Regions from separate parts of the Homo sapiens genome. Here region 2 is linked to region 1. The links are chromatin contacts, found by Hi-C or POLR2A ChIA-PET in ENCODE. All regions are on one chromosome and are shown on one strand. Each heading gives the region's core, a stretch centred on a gene start or an enhancer-like site at or near the end of the contact. The rest is flanking DNA. Distances are from core to core; before and after follow the strand shown.

The links. A loop is a pair of places that touch in the nucleus more often than their neighbours do. ChIA-PET counts read pairs that join two places held with the same protein, here RNA polymerase II (POLR2A). Pooled maps may share reads with other maps.
Region 2: a loop to region 1 is called in a pooled map, with 2.1 times the contacts of the local background. The contact joins two enhancer-like sites. A Hi-C loop is called at or near these places in 1 of 50 pooled maps. POLR2A ChIA-PET finds 5 or more read pairs at or near these places in 5 of 52 experiments (AG04449, BJ, GM12878 and 2 more).

Annotation. Positions count from the first base shown.
Region 1 is chr2:47,068,908-47,075,604 of GRCh38, reverse strand. It overlaps TTC7A (tetratricopeptide repeat domain 7A), which reads right to left. Exons shown (of 20, transcript NM_020458.4): 20 at 1-1,903. The coding sequence ends at 1,682. Among named protein-coding and RNA genes, the nearest start is that of STPG4, 83 kb to the left of the region's middle. RefSeq lists enhancers at 3,640-4,497, 5,354-6,210, 3,312-6,697. Within about 2 kb of position 4,009, at least 35 of the 41 ENCODE cell types and tissues checked have a DNase peak (open chromatin) inside an H3K27ac peak, as active enhancers do.
Region 2 is chr2:47,195,795-47,202,648 of GRCh38, reverse strand. EPCAM-DT (EPCAM divergent transcript) reads left to right here. Exons shown (of 5, transcript NR_110208.1): 4 at 3,106-3,212. Among named protein-coding and RNA genes, the nearest start is that of CALM2, 23 kb to the right of the region's middle. Within about 2 kb of position 3,473, at least 4 of the 41 ENCODE cell types and tissues checked have a DNase peak (open chromatin) inside an H3K27ac peak, as active enhancers do.

The DNA of each region.
Region 1 (6,697 bases), core at 2,760-5,259:
GTGTGGGAGCTACATGCCCAGTGAATATACATGCTGCTTCAGACAAGCCTGCTTCCCCTCCAAGGGTTTCTTTATTCAACCTGCAAAGTCACTGTCAGCAACTTGGCCTGGCCCTCTGCTGCTTCCAACAAGGAAATGCTTAAAAGTCAGGAAATGCATTGGGTGCCTTTCCTAGTACCAAAAATTGACTATAACCACTTTGGGCACCCTGAGATAAACCAACAGCATTTGCTTTTTCTTTACTTTTCTAACAGAATTCCAGAAAAAAAATAGATCTCTATTTTATATATATAGATAAAAAACTATATTTATATACACACATACATAGAGATCCTTCAACCAAGAAGAGGCAAAGGATCCAGGGTCCTCTGTGGTGCCCCTTGGCCTGGCACAGGAAAGCCAGGAGGCACCAGCTGTCTTGGGAATCATCTCGGGAAATGCAGTGCTGAGCTAGTGTGCCATGGATGGGGGGTCTCCAACAGCCCACTCCTTCCGAGGAAGGTGGAGCTATGATGAACCAGGGCAGCCCTCACCCGAGCTTTCCACACATCCTGAAATGCAAGCTGTACCTGATGGAGCTTTGAAACTAAAACCCAAAGTGCAGATACAAAAGGATCCCCTGATAGGCCTGGGGGACTGACTCCTTGGAGAAGAGTTCCAAGAGCATCATGCAGCAGGGGCCGGGGAAGCCAGTAGGGAGGACATACACCCACAGCCCCCAGGCCCGGAAGACAGGTGTCATGGACACAGAGGCCTGCTCAGCCACAGGAGAGGGGCTGGGCTCTGTCCCCTCCTCAGGTCTCTCTCAGGCAGGGGAAGCCAAAAGGCCAGGGTGAGGCTCGAATCAAGGCAAAAAAAGGGCTGTGGGTGGTGAGATGTACTGGGGACAGTCCTAGAAACTGCCTACCTCCATGTTGGTGGCCCTCAAGGGACCTGCATTGTAGCCTAAGACCTGCAGGAGTAATGTGTTGACTCAGGGTATTAGAAAGGACTGGATCTAGCAACCACAGGATCTAAAGCCTACGGAGGCTGCTTGGGCTGGAGCACATCGCCAGGGAGATGGGGTGGGTGGAGATGGAAGTGTTAGGGCCGGTGCTCAGTACCCCTGGTCAGACCCCAAAGGCACTTGGTAGCAGGGGGAAAGAGCAAGGTGGGGCCCAGCTGGTCTCAGAGGGCAAGCAGGGGCAATGCAGGAATCATCTACTAACTCCAAGTCTGAGAAGGGAACCCAGAAATCTCATAGTCTTCCCACTTGCCCGCAGTTTCTTCACATTGTGACCGCCCTGGGCAAGACCTGAGAGAGATCCAGAAGTCTGTACTGTGCTGAGAGTGGGGAGTGAGAACCCCCCACCCAGACTCCAAGCCAGAGGCATGGGTGAGGGTGAAGGACAGCTGTGAGGCTCCCCGCTGCCCAGCTCTTGGGGAGCAAGTCTGGTCACCACAAAACTCTCCAAAGGCACTTAGGGTTCAAGTCAGACTGTTTCCCAAGGCACCAACAAAGAAATCCAGGAAGGCCCTCTTGGCCCAGCCAAGAGAACGAGGGCTGCAGCTGCAGAGGCGTTCACTAAAGATGTATTTCCCTGAGGCCCCGCACCTGATGCCACTGTTGCCCCACCCTGACCCACGTTCCCTGCTGCCTCTCCCTCTGGCCAGCCCCTCCCTCCCTGCGGCTGCAGCGTCGTCAGAGCTCTCTGGGGATGATGGAGAAGGGCAGTACAGGGCTGCTGGCCTCCAGCTCAAGGGCGGTGAGGAAGCAGTCAACGGCAGCCTCGTTCTGGCCCTGGGCCTGCAGCACCTCGCCCAGGCCCTGCCACGCCTCGTGGCACGTACTCTGCCTCTCCACGGCATCACGAAGCACCTTCTGGGCCAAGCTCTTGTGGCCCAGCCGACTCAGCATCAGACCCTGTGGACGAAGCACAGGGCAGGGTGAGTAGGGGTGTCCCATGGCACAGGCATCTTGGCAACTGGGCCAAGCACAGGTGCACGGGTGGCAGCAGCCATCAGCTCGAGAGGATTCCCGCGTCTCTGGCTTGGGCACTGTTAAGTGACTGTGCCTTTCCCCATACAAATCCTACCTGGCCCTGCCCAAGCCCTGCTTTAACCCCAGCCTCCTGGGAAACCCACTGCAGGAGCTCTGTTCCTGCCGGTCCCGAGGAACTGGCTTTCAAGTCAACAGACCTGGCTGTGTCACACTGTTTGGGGGATCCTAGGCAAATCCCAGCTCTCTGGCCCTCAGTTTCCTCATCTGTAAATGGGAAAAATCACAGCATCTCTCTCGAGAGCGCGGTGAGGTTGAAAGGAGTCAGGAGGTGTAAAGCTCTGAGAAGTGTCTGGCAGGAGTGTGTTCTCACTCAGTGGGGCCATGCGTCTCAGTCCTTCCTGCTGCCCAGAGCTGCCCTTCACTCCAGGGACGCAGAGAGACGGAGGAGGACGCATTACAGGCCTTCACCACTGCCACCAGGGAGGAAAAGCTCAAACGTGTGCGTGTGCGGTGGCTCCTCAGGAGAGGGTCATGGGAGGAGAGTCAGATGGCGGGGGATGGGGTGCTGGGTGAACGGGCTGGATTGGCTGAAAGATGAAAGGCCTGGGGGGTCTGGGTCACGCACAGGGAAGCTTGGCCCTGCTGTTTGGCTCAAACAACCCTGTTACCAAAGAGATAGAGGAACTAACAGGAATAGTCATAAGAAGAGGCTGGGAAGTGAAACTGGCACCTTGTCCCCTCTACATCCTCTTCTACCCACACTGGGAAGTGGGTAGGGTGGACAGGGTAGTGAGTGGAGGGAGAGGGCAGGGCCCCCTTTCAGCCTCAGGTCCCACAAAGGTTGCTTCATGCCGTCCCACTGATCCCTGTTTCAGCCCTGAGGGTGGCATGAGATGACAGCACGGGGGGCCCTTCTCTTGTTCCAAGACGGGAGGTAAAGCCCACCACCGACTTCCTGGACAGGCGGGGGCCGCAGTGGGGGTGGGGAGCTGCCTTCTATGTGCCTGGAGCCCCCTCTCCGGTGCCCGCCCACTGACGGCCATGTACATTTTTAGCTGGAACATTTTCCTCCTCAGCGAGCTCCCCAGAGTTAGGCCCTCTGTTGCTATGGAGACGCGCTGGGGAAGATGCGCATGCCTGGTTTCATCAAGTCCTCGGAGAGCTTGGAACACAACCAGTTCGGTGGGAGTGAAAGATGGCGCTCAGGAAGCCCTAGGAAAGGCCTCTCCCTCTCCAGAGGCGCTGGCTGGAGATCTTGCGGCCAGGGGGCGGGGGAGGAAGAGGCTGTCCTCACAGCGCCTCTGTCAGCCCTGGGCAAAGCCGTAGCAAGGAACCACACACACGGATGAGGCGTGCAGAGGCCAGGGGAGGACAGGGTGGCTGCAGGCGGGGTGGAGCCTCAGGCAGGGTCTTACGCTCTCGCCAGATGGGAGCGGTGCTGACTCAGGGCTGCCTGGGACCAAGGGTAGTGGCCAGGCTGGCCAGCAGGGCACCAGGCCTAGCTGTTCCACCCACACCAGACCCAAGGGCCAGACCCCAGCAGCTCACAATGGAACACGGCCCACAGGGAGGAGGGAAGGAGGCCAGCCGACGGGCCGCCAGACACAAAATTAAGCACCAAAAATGGAGGGTTTGAGCCCTGTGAGTTCTGCCCAGGAGGGAGCCACACAGGACAGAAGGGAAAGGCCGGCAAGGCCTCCCAGAGAGGGCCAGGGCCGGAGTGGCTTCCACACGTTAAGTTTTCTATATTGAGCTTCCACATGGGATTCTGTTTGAAAAATGGGCTCAACTGCTAAAAACAAGTCTGAAAACCCCTGATATCAAGAAGTATGTGGGTGTTTGGGAAGGGGCCAGATGTGTCTGCAGGCTGGTGTGTGTGTGTGTATTCTCAGTTTCGGAGGTTTGCAGTAACTTCCTGTGTGTGTCTGTAGGGAGGAAAAAGCTCAGGGCTTGCTGGCCGGAAGCCCTGGCCAGGTTGGAATCCCAGCTCTGCCACTGACAAGTGCTGTGACCACGGGCAAATGGCCAACTTTCTCTGAGCTGTGGTTTCCTCATCTGTAAACCAAAGCAATGAAACAGTCCTTCCTCGCGGGGCTCTTGTGAGGATTCTGCAATGATCAACTTGAAAAATCACCGCGGGGGCAGACAGCAAACAGCAGCGCCTTCAAGATGAGCAGAGGGTCCTTCCAGGTGGGGAGCGGGTGGAGTGACTGATCTCTCTAGAAGCTGGGAGAGGGCATGGCTCTCTGTGGGGGAGGACTGTAGGCTAGGGTGGGTTGGCTCATGTCCCCCCACCCTGGGATGTTGACCTTAGAACCTGAAAGGAGACACCAGGCTGGGGTCAGGCTGGGGCCCAGAGGCCCAGGGCCTGTAACAGGATCTTCTGCCACCTGCCCCTGACACCAGCCGAGTTCATGTTTGGTAGCAACTCAGCGCTGTTTGCTGCCTGACAACTGGGCAAGACACAGCCCCAGGAAGATGCGAGGTCTCACCTACTCTGCCCTGAGCCCAGCGCTGCACCTAGGACCTGCAGACAATCCTCCTGGCACCCCGACCCTCCCAGAGAACAGGCCTCCTGGGAGATGGTGGGAACAAGAACTGACATCTCAATTTCATCCAAATGTCCCAAGTGAATCCCCCATCCCTCATCCTGGTGAGGATGTGCCCCACGCTGAGAGAGGAGACCAGATCTGCTGAGAGGCTTCCAGTTTTTGACCGTCCCTTGGGAGATGCCATGGCTGTGCTGCCAGCCCACAGGGATTCGAAAGTGATGTCCAAGTTGTTTATGGTGATCAGACATCGTACCTCCAAGGGGGCGCTTTGGGCTGGTTATAGCCACAGACATGATTCCAGGGAGGTGCAGGGCTCTGGGGGAAGTCCCCAGAAATTCCCACCTCAGGACCCTCCTTCTCTCCCTTCCTGGATCTCAGGGAGTGGGGATGTGTGGCCACATCTCAAGTGCTCGAGACTCTGCTCTCCCAGGAAGCCTTCCCTGAGGGCGGAGCTCCTCCTGACCACACAACCGCCTCAAGGTCACGCTTAGTTACTGTGGGGCTCATGGATGTGATCCCTGTCCTGCCCCTCCCCAGGCTGAGAGGGACAGCGCCCCAGCCTCCTGCCTGCTTTGTTATTCCCCAAAGGACAGCAGCTCAACAAGGCTCAGAGCTCAGGATGTAGCCCAAATGCAGAGCCAGGGAACCCAGAGACACCCACACACACACAGATGTGGACCTCCGATCAGGGATGCTGCCCACGTGGAGCTTGGCAAGCCCTGCCTCTTACGGCCACGCAGGTGCAGAACCTAAGGGGCCTAAGGTCTTGCTAGGGTCTGGGCTCACACTCAGTGGGGAGCCTCCCTGTGGGACCCAGGTCATCTGCAGAGGCACAGTGTGTGGCCAGGGGCTGTGGCCTGGGAGGGGATGAGGGGAAAAGGGCCTTGCCTTTTCAGAATTCCACTGCACACCATCCCAGCCCATAAGTTCAGTGCCTGATGATGCCCTCCAAGGGCAGAGCAGCACAAAGGTCTAGGGGTGTGCATGCTTCTTCTTCCTTTGAGGGGGGCCTGCCCTGGGAAGCAGCCTTGGCGCTAGGCCAGCTGTGGGCCAGGCTGAGCCCTCCCTCCCCACCCCTGCCCTCAAGTATTTATAGAAGTTATTTTGGGAATTTTCTTTCTGAGCTCAGGGCACATTCCTGGGATTCTGTAACAGCCTTTCCAGCTGGGAAGCCAGGAATCAGCTGGAAGCTGCAGGAGCCTTCTGGTCCCTGGAGCCTGCGTTTGGGGACACCAGGGCTGCTGGGAGGAGCCTGCTCTACAGAAAGGGCCCTCCCTAACGCCACCCTGGAACATAGACACACCCTTCCAGGGAGGCTGGCATTCCAGCCCAGCTCCAGGCTCTCTGGCATTCCGGATTCTCTCAGGTGTGTCAGCCTCAACCTGTCCAACCAGACCTGGAACGGGAGGGAGGGAGGCGCCTCTCCAGGCTGAAAACCTCCCACTCCCATCACCACAGGCCTCCTGGAGCCAGGGCAGCTCCAAAGCCACAGGGTCCTACTTCCCTGATGTGGGGAGGGGAGCAAACCCTTCCAGCCCCACCCAGTGCTGGGGTGGGATGTGTTCACCCCAGAGCCCCCTGGGCCTCAAAAGAAGAGGCTCCTGCTGAGAAGAGCCCAGACTCACAAGGAGCCCAACCTAGGTGGGGGTCTCCTGGGGTAGTGAGTACCTGTCCCTTTCTCTTCTGGGGTCCTTTACAAGTGAGATGTAGAAGAACACCAGTAGGCCTCTTCAGCTGGGGCTAAGGGTTGTCTGTTTTCAGAGGGGCAGGGACCAGCGGCCAGGGGCCCGATGGGTCACATCCTGGGGGACTCTGCAGCCTGACGAACCTCCAAGAAATTGACTTCCTTGCCAGCCGTCTCCTCTGGCCAGTGGCTGGGCCTTTTCTCCTCCCCTTCCTGGGCTGGTATCAGGTTCTAGGTCTGTAGGGGCCTCTACCCATCCTGGAGCACTGCCTGGCCCAGCCCTCCAGGTCAGTCAAGAGGCTGTGGCTAGGCCTCTGGATCCCGGGTTCTAGAAGTGAGTCCCCGTGATGGGGAGTGAGAAGGGGGCCCAGTCACAGAAGGTCCCCTCTCTGGGCAGGAGGTACAGCCAAAGGCACAGTAAAGGACAGTTTGGGGAGGGGGCTGCTGGACAGGGAGAAAGGGCCGCATTACCTTCTCTCT
Region 2 (6,854 bases), core at 2,224-4,723, 130 kb before region 1:
CTTTCTTTCTTTTTTTTTTTTTTGATCAAGCACTTCTTTTTTTTTTTCTTCTTCTTTTTTTTAATTTTATTATTATTATACTTTAAGTTTTAGGGTACATGTGCACAATGTGCAGGTTAGTTACATATGTACACATGTGCCATGCTGGTGTGCTGCACCCATTAACTCGTCATTTAGCATTAGGTGTGTCTCCTAATGCTATCCCTCCCCCCTCCCCCCACCCCACAACAGTCCCCAGAGTGTGATGTTCCCCTTCCTGTGTCCGTGTGTTCTCATTGTTCAATTCCCACCTATGAGTGAGAACATGCAGTGTTTGGTTTTTTGTCCTTGCGATAGTTTACTGAGAAAGCACTTCTTTTTATGACTAAATAATATTCCATTGGATGGCTCTACCACATTTTGTTTATTCGTTCATCAACTGATGGACATTTAATTTGTTTCCACTTTTTGGCTGCTAAATAGTGCTGCCATCAACACTTGTGTACAAGTGCTCATTTAAACACCTATTTTCAATTCTTTTGGGTATATACCCAGGAGTAGAATTGTTGGGTCATATGGTAGTTCTATATTTAATTTATCAAGGAACTGCCAAACTGTTTTCTACAGTGGCTGCACCATTTTACACTTACATTACCATATACATTACATAAGAGTTTCAACCTCTCCACATTTTTGCTAACATTTGTCATCTTCTTCTTCTTTTTTTTTTTTTTTAGTATAACCACCCTTGTCAGTATGAGTGGTAGATATATTTGAGGCATATGCTTAGTTTAAATGATTCCTCTCTGTAAGTGCCTTACTACCATCTGTAGAAGGTGGCTCCCACAGTTATTTACACACAATGTGATGCTGACCTCTGGTCATAGTTGATTGGATCAGGGATGGATTCCTGAGCCAATTTGGGCCAAATATTTTTTTCCACGGGAGTCTGTATTTGAATAGGGGTTTGGTGGATAGACCTGGTTCATATGGCTAAAATATGAACTTGGGAGCTGTGGGTAAGTATCTTTGCCCCCTCATGTGAGCAGATCAGCAGAGGGAACTCCTCAGGAAAAAGATGAACACAAATACTCAAGAGAGAAAAGGAAATGAAAGATGGACAGAGCACACATCCCCCTGAGTTCTGACAGTTTGCAAATTCCCAGTTCTAGTCCTTCCTTAAGCCTGACTGCATTCTTGTTTTAGGGCCTATAACTTGCCCTTTTACCCTATTGTGGTTAAATCAATGCCAGGGAATTTCTGTTTCTTGAAAACACCAGGGCAACAACTCGTTGCTACTCACAACCTACTTAAGAAGGCCCTGAAACTGTTGGTCAAAGCACAAGAACTATAAGGATGCTTTCATTTTTTTGCCCTAAAAATTATTTCTTGTGACCTCACCGGCCTTGCCTCTGCCCACCAACCCAGTGTAATTTGGAGGCAAATTCAGTATATTAACATCATCCAATATTCATGAGGCATCCTCAAGGGCAGGGTGGTCAGCACTTTGCCACCACCTTGATGTGTCTCTTGGCATCTGTTCTAGATTTTTTCCCCCTAATAGCAGAACTCTTTCGTTTGGCTCACCAAGTGTCATGTTTTCTTGTTTCAGTTATCATTGTAAAATTTCCCACTCTTACAGAGAGCTCTTCAAGGGCAGGAAGGCAACACAGTTTAGAGGAAGGACATTTAACTGGAATTTCTGAAGAACCAAATTCTGCTCCTGTTCCTGCCACTAACTTTGCTCTGTAATGCTGAGTAAATCATGAGACTCTATCTGTTTTCCCATCTGTGGAAGTGGGAGAGAAAAATAATACTTTCTCTGCCTACTTCACAGAGATGCAAGTTAAAATTAGGTCATGGATATGAACATTCTATGAAGCAAAAATATATAAATTGCTTTATCCATAATGGCAATGAACCCCTTTGTTTTCTATCCCACTCCCAGACATCAAGTTCAAGGGCCTCACTCAAAAATTACTTGAATTTAACTCTGGTTGATTAAAAAAAAAAGAAAGTGCCCCTGTCTCTTCATCCATTTTTCTCGAACACTGATAAACACTTTTTAAAATTACAAAAAAAGAAAACAAGAGACACAGATCCTGTTCTGTTCTAAGGCAAGTGAATTTCTTGCCATTTCTTTTTTTTTTTTTTTTTTTTTTTTTTTTTTTTTTTTTTTTGAGATGGAGTCTTGCTCTATCACCCAGGCAGGAGTGGAGTGATGCAATCTTGGCTCACCGCAACCTCCACTTCCCAGGTTCAAGCGATTCTCCTGCCTCAGCCTCTCTAGTGGCTGGGATTACAGGTGTGCGCCACCACGCCTGGCTAATTTTTTTATTTTTAGTAGAGACGGGGTTTTGCCATGTTGGCCAGGCTGGTCTCGAACTCCTGGGCTCAAGCCATCTGCCCACCTCGGCCTCCCAAAGTGCTGAGATCACAGGCATGAGCCATTGTGCCAGGCCTATTGCCATTTCTTAATGGCTGTATTTATTTACCTGTAACCTCGCATGCTATTTCCTAACACGCCTCCATCATGCATATTGCTCATTAACAGTGGTTCGCAAATTTGTCTGCACAGTGAGGAGCTTCGAGAATTCTGATGCCTGTGTCCCACCCCTAGAGATTGTGATGTAATTGGTCTGGGCCATGGCCTTTGGAAGTTTTAAAAGCTCCCTAAGTGGTTCAAATGTATAGCCAAGTTTGGGAGTCACTGTCTTTAGGGTTCTTCTCTGTTAACAGATCTGATTCTCATCTTCTTTGGGTTAATTCCCAACTAGGCTCTCACCTGAAGCATTTCCCTTATAAATTGCTGTAAGGAAACAACAGAGGAGATTAATCTTAAATTCATCTTTTCTTCCTACTGTAATTGCCTTGGTCTTCATCACGTTAATTGAAATCCCTTTTGATAAATGCAGTGAAGCCATTAATGGAGGCTTCACTTATCTGCATGCACATTTCCTGTTCTGCTGTGTCTTCCCGCCAACAATTTAGTTATGGTTTGCATACCTCTTTTTTTTTTTCTTTTCTTTTCCAATTCAAATGGGCTCTCGCTGTACCTGAGTGGCTGGCTAGGTCTAATTGCTATCTTCACTTCTGTTTGGGTAAAATTTTCCTTTCTCCACTTAGGTCATCTCCACCTTTGGGATCTGGCCAGCCAGCTCGATCAGCTTGTCCCAAGGATTGCTTGGGCTACACCTTAGACTGAGACATCTCATAATTTGGAGCTAGACTTGGTAAAGCCATTCTGCACTTCTGTTGTTTATCCATTCCTGGCTGACTGGGGGCCAGAGGAAATCTGCTGTTGATGTGGTAATATAAGCAAACCCTCTTAGCGATCCATGGATGGCTGTGGTTGACCCCACATTGGCTTCAGTCAGGAGCTAGGGCAGATTCAAACCCAAGCACACATTCCTTTGGGCCTTTTGAGCCACCCCCTGCCCTAAGGGATTGTGTGAGCTTCATCTCAACATGGGTCTGAATTCCTAAGTAAAAACTAGGACTGCTGTTTCACCCAGGCCATCCTCCCTACACGCAATGAGTCACTGTCTATCATCTGCCTTGGCCCTCCAGGTTTATAACACTATCTGATTTCCAGGGACTGGAAAGTCGGGGGGGATGATAGAAGAATAGAGGCTTTCAGTTCAGCAAACATTACTGAGTCCTGGGCTGTTTCAGGCCATATGGTGCCATGGCCCCATGACTGTCCTCATTCCTTCTCCTTTCCTCTCCTTGTCATTCACTCCCTCCTCCATTGGCTAGAGCCAGAGCACAATCGCAACCAAGGGTGAGAACTCCAACGCACCTGTACCATCAACAAAGGGCCAAAAATCATTCCCCCCTCTCTCTTTTTAAGAACTTCTTAATTCTTTTAGTTGTTTAAGTTATTTTATTCTCTCTCTCTTTCCCTGAAGAAAGCAGTTTTTACATTAAAATATATTTTGAGGTATTTCAAAGAAATTTACCATTACTTACTTTCTTTTTAAATTTTTATTTTTTATTTTGGTGGGTACATAGCAGGTGTATATATTTACAGGGTACATGAGCTACTTTGATACAGTCATGCAATGTGTAATAATCACATCAGGGTAAGCAGGGTATCCATCCCCTCAAGCATTTATCCTTTATGTTACAGACAATCCGATTATAATCTTTTTGTGATTTTAAAATGTACAATTAAATTATTTTTGACTATAGTCGACCTGTTGTGCTAGCAAACAGTAGGTCTTTATTCATTCTTTCTATTTTGTACCCATTAACCATCTCCACTTCCCCTTGACCCCCAACTACCCCTTCCAGCCTCTGGTAACCACGCTTCTGCTCTCTATCTCCATGAGTTCATTTATTTTAATTTATAGCTCCCATAAATATGTGAGAACATATGAAGTTTGTCTTTCTGTGCCTGACAATTACTTTCAATGACTGGAACATACTAGCATTTTCCAACTTTACCTTTTCTTTAGGGGCCCAAGAGAAATCCACAAGGGCATATGATGCCTGAGGCCACAGATTGGGTCCAACAAAGGTCTCTTATCTTATGTATTATTAATGCCATATCATGATGAATAATAACTGAACCTATTGAGCACTCTTACTACGTGCTGGACGCTATGCTAAGCCCTTTTCATAATTTATTTTAGTGACTCCTTGCTCTACCTTATGAGGGGGGTATTATTTATTATCTCTATTTTATATAGGAGGAACTGAAGCTTAGGGAATTGAAAGCTTACCCCTCTAGTAAATGGAAGGGCTAGAACTCAGACCTAATCTGACTACTGAAAATTCTTAATCTCTATAGTTTTCTGAGATGATCTCCTTTTAGGAAAATGTTGTCTTTAAATCTCAATAACAAAGCTTTCTCTGATTTTGAAAAGTGAGGCCTGTATAATTATTGGGTTATAAATATAAGGGATCAAGAGTTTCATGCACTTAATAGTCACTTGAAAAATAATTATCCATGGGTTGATTGACAAACAGCATTTTGTGCATTCAGATTCTGGATAGGGTTCTAGATTTTAGGAAATGATGGAGGGGAGGCCAATTTGGCTTCCTGGGGGTTCATACAGAGGCCCTCTTCAGCCACACCTGTGCCCTGTTGTTGCACATTCCAAGCCTACTCTAAAAGGCTTCCTTACTTCACAGAGATCTAATATAAAAGTGATAGAGCTGGCTGACAAGGCTGAGGAAGGCTTTTGAAGGAAAAGACAGCAATTTCAGAAAATGAACCCTGTGGTTTAGAAAGAAATCAACCGAACTTATGATCTGAGCTCATTTTGTTCTGTTCTATTAAAGAAAAAGAAAAAGAGGAAGAAAGAGAAAAAAATTGCTCTATCACAAAGAAAACAATTTCCTTAAACCTGGTGAATTACAGTCTATCTATGGAGCCTGTATCCCACTGAGATACCTAGACTTTCAGAGCCAAAAAAGGACATTTAAAGAAAGCTTTTTCATCTGAGTCCTGAATTTCACAAAAAGGAAACTGAGGCTCCAAAAGAGTCTGGAACCACACCACTAGTTAGTGGAAACTCTCAGTTTTCCTCCCTTTTTTTTATCTTACCCCTTCTTCTTACTTTTGCTTTTTGAATGACAGGATATTCACAGGCCACTGAAAGAAAAAATAAGAATAATTTCTGGTTCTTCAAGAAAGGTCAGTGAGAGCTCTAAAACTTCTAGAAAGAAGAGAGTCAAATTATTTAATCTAATTTCAGGAAACACCTTGATTTTATTAGCTGAGGGACTGAGTAAGGAGGCAAATCAAGATTTATTACTGATTTCCATGAAAAAAAGAGGAAAATGAATATTGGCTTAATGAGGGTTTGGGTCTATAATTCAATTCCTCACTTCTAGAGAAACAACTCACAGAAAAATTTTAATAGATCCTATCAGTGAACTCTTGAGCTAGTAAGGGAAGGAGTCACCTGTCATTTCTCCAGGGAACCCTGGGTTCAAAGTTGCTTCTGTAGTATGGAAGTCCAGAAAAGAAGCAATCAATTGGAATTTCATTGGTCCAGAAAGCATGCCAAAAAAAGTGTTGTTGCTTCATCAGACCAGGTAACTAAACTTACAGGAAAAATTCCTAACAAAGACGTAGCCAGTGATAGTAACATTAATTCCAGGGGAAGAGTTTGGAGGTGAGATGGACAGAAAGAAGGAAGGCAGAGCTGTATGAATTCATTAAGTATTTATTGAGTGCCAACTATGTAGTAGACACCAAGAGATAAATAAAACCAGCTCTGTCCCTGGAAATGCTTGCAGATGAGTAGGAACTAGCAACCATGAAGGACTTTGTTCCCAGGATCCGGACACCAATATGCAAAACAATCCAGCATCCCCAGCAGCTCATTTCCATTCTTAGACTCTTGTTCTGTTACATTTATTAGGCAGTGTACCTAACTCCTGTGGGCTACAAAACTCCCCAACTAATTAGCAATGCACAGATGTTAACCTAGCAGCTGGGTGCTAGACAAGGCATACATATCCAGCCAAAGTCTGAGGATGCTTAAAAGAAAAAAGAGAAATTCAGCGTCAACTGAGCATCCAGTTCTCTTTCCCAGATGTCATCAGTGCAAATAGGCAGCAGGTCTTGCCCCAGCCATGATCAGAAATTCAGCTCTTGAAGGCTACTTCACTCTATCAAGACTTCAGCTGTTGAGGAAAGGGACTGCTTACTTGTGTTTGAAAAAAAAACAAAACATTATCCATCATGGGATCCAATCCAGGCCAGTGCCAGTTGGATCAATCAACCTTTTAAAAATCTTTTCAGGATAAATATACAGCTACAGTCATGAATTAAAGATGTGAGGGAGAGAAAAATAGTACACAGCTTATAGTGGTTAACAATGGGTTTAAAACCAAAGTGTGACGCTGCATTAATCTTC